Linked DNA regions of Homo sapiens: region 2 is linked to region 1. The links are chromatin contacts, found by Hi-C or POLR2A ChIA-PET in ENCODE. All regions are on one chromosome and are shown on one strand. Each heading gives the region's core, a stretch centred on a gene start or an enhancer-like site at or near the end of the contact. The rest is flanking DNA. Distances are from core to core; before and after follow the strand shown.

Region 1 (3,284 bases), core at 241-2,740:
GCAGAAGAATGGCGTGAACCCTGGAAGGCAGAGCTTGCAGTGAGCCGAGATCGCGCCACTGCACTCCAGCCTGGGTGACAGAGCGAGACTTTGTCTCAAAAAAAAAAAAAAAAAGTTTAAGAATTTAATAAGGTCATGAAATCCATTAATGGTATGGTTATCACTTTGGGATGCTTCTGAGGCTCTCAGGGAGTTATTGGAAGGTCAAAGTAAGATGAAGGCAGAAGATTCTGTGAGGCTATCAGCCAAGACCACCTGAGCCCATCTGCTTTTCTTCTGTTTTTTGTTTTGTTTTGTTTTGTATTTTGAGACTGAGTCTCACTCTGTCGCCCAGGCTTGAGTGGAGTGGCACGATCTCGGCTCACTGAAACCTCCACCTCCCAGGTTCAAGTGATTCTCCTGCCTCAGCCTTCCCAGTAGCTGGGATTACAGGCGCCCGCCACCACCTCCAGTTAACATTTGTATTTTTAATTGAGACGGGGTTTCACCATTTCAACCAGGCTGGTCTCAAACTCCTGATCTCAAATGATCAGCCTGCCTCAGCCTCCCAAAGTGCTGGGATTACAGGTGTGAGCCACTACACCCAGTCCATCTGCTTTTCTTCTTTGCTGTCTAAGACAGCAAGGTGTTTCTTGCCTGTTTTACTTAGGGGTAACAGGACTCATCAAGACACACTGAGGGACTCAGCCAAGCACACCACAGGTCTTAGGGCTGCAGTCTACTGTTACATTTCCCTACCTAGAAGCTAAACCCCATGGGAGCTGGAACCTTGTCTGTCTTGTGTATAGCACAAGGCTAGCATGTGGTAGTATACAAACATTTCTTGAATAAATATCATAGAGTGGCAATGAGAGTCTGAGGTAGATAAGTGCCTGCAGCCTTAATTTGGAAAGATTTTCCCAGGAATAAGAGCTTGAAGTGGAGATATACGGTCTACTCAGGGAGTTCAGGGTCGTGCATGATAATCTGTAATGGAACTATGCACCCCAGAATGAACTTTGACAAGGTCCCAGATTCAGGCATGAACATTTAGGGAAAGTATTTTAATTACTATGCTAGTTTTTCTTTGGGACTGATAATTTAAGTGTGTTTCTTAAAAATTTGTGTTTGGGTAGCTTTATTTATTCAGGAAGAACATCTTTATTTTTTTGGAAAACAGAAAACCTTTTCCTTGTTTTGCCATTCAGCAGGGCAGAATGTTTAGACTGATTCTTTTTTATAGAAGTAACTTAAGCATACCCAAATGTCTAAGTATACAGTTGTACCCCTTGACGTGACAAGAGAAAACAATCCAGGTGGAAATGAACAGTGAGAGACGTGTAGGTTCCCTATTCTTTGAGGAGTAACATAGGGAAATGAAAGTGAACTGAAGAGAGGAAGAAAAGTGGAAGCTGAAGAAACAGCCAAGATAATCAGGAAGAGAGATTTAAAATCACGCTCCTCTTGAGCTCCATGTGCATTTGCGCTTGCTTCTTTCTCTGCCTCTTGGTTGTTTCAAGGTACCAGGCATGAGTTCCCACACAGCACACCCTCGACCTCTCCTGGTCACACTCTGTCATGAGTCACAACCTTGATTGTGAACACAGCAAAGAGCAGGGCTCTCAGGGAGGAAGACAGTGCCTGATCCAGTGTCCACTACTTCAAGAAATGGGCATAAGGTGGCAGCACTGGTAGCACCTGCAGGTGTCTTGGAGAGGAAGCTTGGCCAAGGGCCAGCTGCACTTGAGCTGCTAAGTCCCAGGGAGAAAATGGAAAAAAAGAACTCTGCTAAAGTCCTCCTTACTAGAGTAGTCAGTAACGGGAGGAGAAAGGCTTCTCGTAGGGGAACGACGGTAGTCAGGAACTCCACTGGGAGGAGTGGGTGAGAGGGTCACATTGCTGTCTGGCACCCACACATCTGTTGGAAGAATGCTACCACTTATGAGAAAGGATTGAGACAGGTGAACAACATGGATGAAACTTGAAAACAGTATGCTAAATGAAAGAAACCAGTCACAAAAGACTGCATATTATATGACTCCATTTTTAAAAAATGTCCATGAATACACAAATCTGTAGAAATGGAAAGTAGATATTTTTCTTTCTTTTCTTTTCTTTTTTTTTTTTTTTTTTTTGAGATGGAATCTTACTCTGTTACCCACGCTGGAGTGCAGTCTTGCGATCTCTGCCCATTGCAACCTCTACCTCTTGGGTTCGTGCAATTCTCCTGCCTCAACCTCCCAAGTAATCGAGATTACAGGTGCCTGCCACTAGACCTGGCTAATTTTTGTATTTTCAGTAGAGATGGGGTTTCACCATGTTGGCCGGGCTAGTCTCAAACTTCTGACTTCAGGTGATCTGCCCACCTCGGCCTCCCAAAGTGCTGGGATTACAGGTGTAAGCCATCACCCCTGGCGTACAGAAAGTAGATTAATGGTTGCCTAGGGCTTGAAGCTGGGGAGAATGGGGAGAGGAGGCTAAAGGGTATGGAGTTTCTTTTCAGGATGATGAGATGTTCTAAAATTGATTGTGGTGATGGTTGCATAACTCTGAATATGCTGAAACCATTGAATTGTACAATTTGATGGGTGAATTGTAATTATATTTCAAAGCTGTCATAAAAAATGACTGATGAACATTTATTTAAAAATCAGACAGTAAAGGTTATAATGTGAGTGCATTCTTACCATCTTTCCCCTCCCTGGTCCTATGAATGTGGATGGCCACAATGGGAGTAAGAGGCATCCCTCTTCGTGGAACCACCCATCTTTTTTTTTTTTTTTGAGACAGGGTCTCGCTTTTTTATTCTAGGCTTACTATAGCTTTTACCTCCTGGAATCAAGGGATCTCCCACCTTAGCCTCCTTAGTAACTGGAAGGGAACCACCCATCCTTGAGACAGTGCCTCTCAGCCGGGCGCCATGGCCCACGCCTGTAATCCCAGCCCTTTGGGAGGCCGAGGTGGGCAGATCACGAGGTCAGGAGATTGAGACCATCCTGGCTAATACGGTGAAACCCCGTCTCTACTAAAAATACAAAAAATTAGTTGGGCGTGGTGGCGGGCACCTGTGATCCCAGCTACTTGGAAGGCTGAGGCAGGAGAATGGCGTGAACCCGGGAGGCAGAGGTTGCAGCGAACAGAGATCACACAATTGCACTCCAGCCTGGTGACAGAGTGAGACTCTGTCTCAAAAAAAAAAAAAAAAAAGACCGTGCCTCTCAAACTATTTTATTTTAGAGACCAGGTCTCTATATAACTGTTGGCCAGAGTAGTCTTAAACTCCTGGCCTCAAGCAATCCTTCTGC
Region 2 (3,284 bases), core at 306-2,805, 62 kb after region 1:
AAAAATTAATGCCCAGAGTTCACAGAGTTCTGATTTGTTTCATGTGGGGTTTGGGCATTGGTGTGGTTAGCAGCTGTCCCAGGTGAATCCCGATTTGCAGGTAGAGATCTATTCCAGACTGTATGAGGTTCCTTTGCTATAGTAAACTCTTTTTTTTTTTTGAGATGGAGTCTCACTCTGTCACCCAGGCTGGAGTGCAGTGGCACAATCGCAGTTCACAACAACTTCCGCCTCCCGGGTTCAAACGATTCTCCTGCCTCAGCCTCCCAGGTAGCTGGAATTACAGACGCCCGCTACCACACCCGGCTAATTTTTGTATTTTTAATAGAGACGAGGTTTCACTATGTTGGCCAGACTGGTCTCGAACTCCTGACCTGGGTGATCCACCCGCCTCGGCCTCCCAAGGTGCTGGGATTACAGCCATGAGCCACGGTGCCCAGCCTATAGTAAATTCTTAGCACCCATACTTCTTGTTAGTACTTATCTCAAGTGTAATTTAAATTACTTATTTAATGCAAGTTCATTGAGGACTGACTTGCTGTCTTGCTTATTGCCATAGTGCCTGGCATCTGGTTGCTTATTGCCATAGTGCCTGGCATATAGTAGGCTCCAACTTACTGAATAGATGAACCTGAGCAGCATCCATTATAGTGCTCATTCAGGAAGTATACATCTGACAGGAGCAGCTTGACTGTATTACCAGAGTCTTGCTCTGTCACCCAGGCTGGAGTGCAGTGGCACGATCTTGGCTCACTGCAGCCTCCGCCTCCCGGGTTCCAGCGATTCTCCTACCTCAGCCTCTTGAGTAGCTGGGATTACAGGTGTGCGCCACCACTCCCGGCTAGTTTTTGTATTTTTAGTAGAGACAGGGTTTCACCACGTTGGCCAGGCTGGTTTCGAACTCCTGACCTCAAGTGATCCACCCACCTCAGCCTCCCAAAGTGCTGGGATTATAGGCGTCAGCCACTGCGCCCAGCTTCTGTAACTTTTCTTTTGTTTTTTTTTTTTTTTTTGAGACAGAGTCTCTGTTGCCCAGGCTGGAGGGCTGGAGTGCTGGAGTACAGTGGTGCCATCTGGGCTCACTGCAAGCTCCGCCTCCCGGGTTCAAGCAATTCTCTGCCTCAGCCTCCCTAGTAGCTGGGATTACGGGCACCCACCACCACGCCTGGCTAATTTTTTTGTATTTTTAGTAGAGATGGGGTTTCACCATCTTGGCCAGGCTGGTCTTGAACTCCTGACCTTGTGATCCACCCACCTTGGCCTCCCAAAGTGCTGGGATTACAGGCATGAGCCACTGCGCCCGGCCCAGCTTCTGTAACTTTTCTTACTGAGACACATTTGTAAATTTACATTTTGGTCTTGAAAGTGTACCTAGGATAGAGTAATGGAAAATGGATACAGGATTGAAAGCTGTGATCTGAAGAGGTTAGCTAGTGCTTCACAAACTTTAGCGTGTGTTAAGAATCACCTGAATTACTGCCTCTACCTGAGAAATTCTGATTCAGTAGGTGTGGGCTGGGACCTAAGAATTTGCATTTCTAACAAGCTCTGAAGTGGTACAGATGCTGCCAGTTCAGAAGACCACAATTGGAATGAGACTGAAGTAGGTAGTCACCTTTAAGGGAAGGAAAAAAAATTACTAGACTAGGAAGCCACAGCGGTAACTAGAATAATAGTGGTGATTTACACTGTAGTTTGACTCTTGATTATTTGGAAGGCACACTGTGGGTTAAGAATGGTAGAAAGAAAAGAGACTTGAAAGAAACTAGACTTCCTGTAGCTGTGGCCTCAGTGCAGTTTATTCCTGGGTAACGGAGCCCTTGCCCTGCCAGTACCACCCTGGGAGCTCCTCTGCTCTATGGTGCTCATCACTGGATCCCTTCCTTTAGTGGGGCCAAACTTAGTTGGTCACCAAATCTTAGTCTACCACAGAAATGGTTTTTGCTTTTGAATCTGGTTTCCCCTCTCTTTCTCCACTGCCTTTTGTTTTTTCGGGTCCCTGTTATCTCTCACCTGGTGTCTTGCCACAAACTTCTGACTGTTCTGTTTCTTTTCTTCCTCTTTTCCTTCCAAGTCTGTCCTCAGCATAATCACCAGAGTGATCATCTTAAAAAAAAAAAAAAAGAAAAAAAAAACCTGGCCAAGTTATGTTAATGCTTTAAAACCTGGCTACGTGTTGTCTGTAGATTTAAGTCCAAGTGTGACATACAAGTAAGTTTTTTTGGGATCTGGAGGATGAGGAGAGATGTAGGTAAGTTTCCTGTCCCTGGAGTAAAACCTGGCACACTTTTTGCTATGGGTGTTATGTAGAAGACAAACAGACATTTGACAAGGGTTGAACTTGTGTGACTTCTGAGGTCATTTGAACTCTTGGGTCCATGATTCCGAATATGATACGATGATTCCTAAAGGATCCTCCTGTGTTTCATTAGTAAAATAGACATAAAACAGAAGACCATGTGCCTGTATGTTATAATGAGTGCTGTCAGAGTTTGGTGAAGTCACTGATCCATTTATGTCTCAATAGTTGAAGGAAGAAGTCATGTTGAAGTTCAGTCAGTATGAGCTAGATGTGGATGTATTTAAGTGGTTAGTTACAAAGGGAAAGTCCAGCTTGAACAGAGGCCATGCAGGGATGGGGATGAGGTGCAGTATAGATACTTGGGGGCTGGTCAGCTTCCAGGGGTGGGAAGTAACAGGAAGGAAAGCTAGATCACAGGGATCCTGCTGAGCTTAAGCCATTTAGATCTGATCTTATGGGCTTGCAGATAGGTAACTGGGGCAATCATGTGATAAAACTAATGTTTTACAAAAATGATCCATTAGTTTGTAGTATGCTTTGAAAACGGGAGAGTCTTAAAGCAGTGGAATAAGTTAAACCGTAGAACTACTTCTGGCAAGAGGTATGGAGTTCTGGTCCTTCTGTCTCATTTGCATAGCCACCTGCTCCCACATGTGGAACATGCAGGAAAGAATACAGGACTGAGAATAAGTGGGTTCTGTGTGGTGGAATATTTAAAGATTTTGATTGACTGGTGGGCAGGGGGAGTCTCATTTTTGAGGAAAAGTTAAATTCCATATTTATTTTGTGGAATATAATATAGTAAGATTTCTGAAAACAAATGTCCAGTTTCTAGTTGGAGATAAGAAACTGAAACTTGGGTAAGACCTGAGTCTGGATACAAGTTTGCGAGTTACCTGTGTGGTAGTTAATAGTTAAACCATAGAATGAAACAGGCCTCCTAAACTGGAGTTTAGAGATAGAAGCCAGATGGAGCTCTGGA

What was found. Hi-C counts contacts between places; a loop is a spot of excess contacts on that map. ChIA-PET counts read pairs that join two places held with the same protein, here RNA polymerase II (POLR2A). Pooled maps may share reads with other maps.
Region 2: a pooled map shows a loop between it and region 1 (2.2-fold over the local background). The contact joins two enhancer-like sites. A Hi-C loop is called at or near these places in 2 of 168 maps with a recorded cell type or tissue (Caco-2 and sigmoid colon), 3 of 37 single-sample maps with no recorded cell type and 12 of 50 pooled maps. POLR2A ChIA-PET finds 5 or more read pairs at or near these places in 13 of 52 experiments (CD4-positive, alpha-beta memory T cell, GM10248, GM12878 and 9 more).

Annotation. Positions count from the first base shown.
Region 1 is chr1:26,676,066-26,679,349 of GRCh38, forward strand. No RefSeq gene overlaps it. Among named protein-coding and RNA genes, the nearest start is that of ARID1A, 18 kb to the right of the region's middle. RefSeq lists an enhancer at 1,876-1,925. Within about 2 kb of position 1,491, at least 24 of the 41 ENCODE cell types and tissues checked have a DNase peak (open chromatin) inside an H3K27ac peak, as active enhancers do.
Region 2 is chr1:26,737,881-26,741,164 of GRCh38, forward strand. All of the region lies in intron 4 of ARID1A (AT-rich interaction domain 1A), which reads left to right. Among named protein-coding and RNA genes, the nearest start is that of ARID1A, 44 kb to the left of the region's middle. RefSeq lists a silencer at 1,806-1,855. Within about 2 kb of position 1,556, at least 3 of the 41 ENCODE cell types and tissues checked have a DNase peak (open chromatin) inside an H3K27ac peak, as active enhancers do.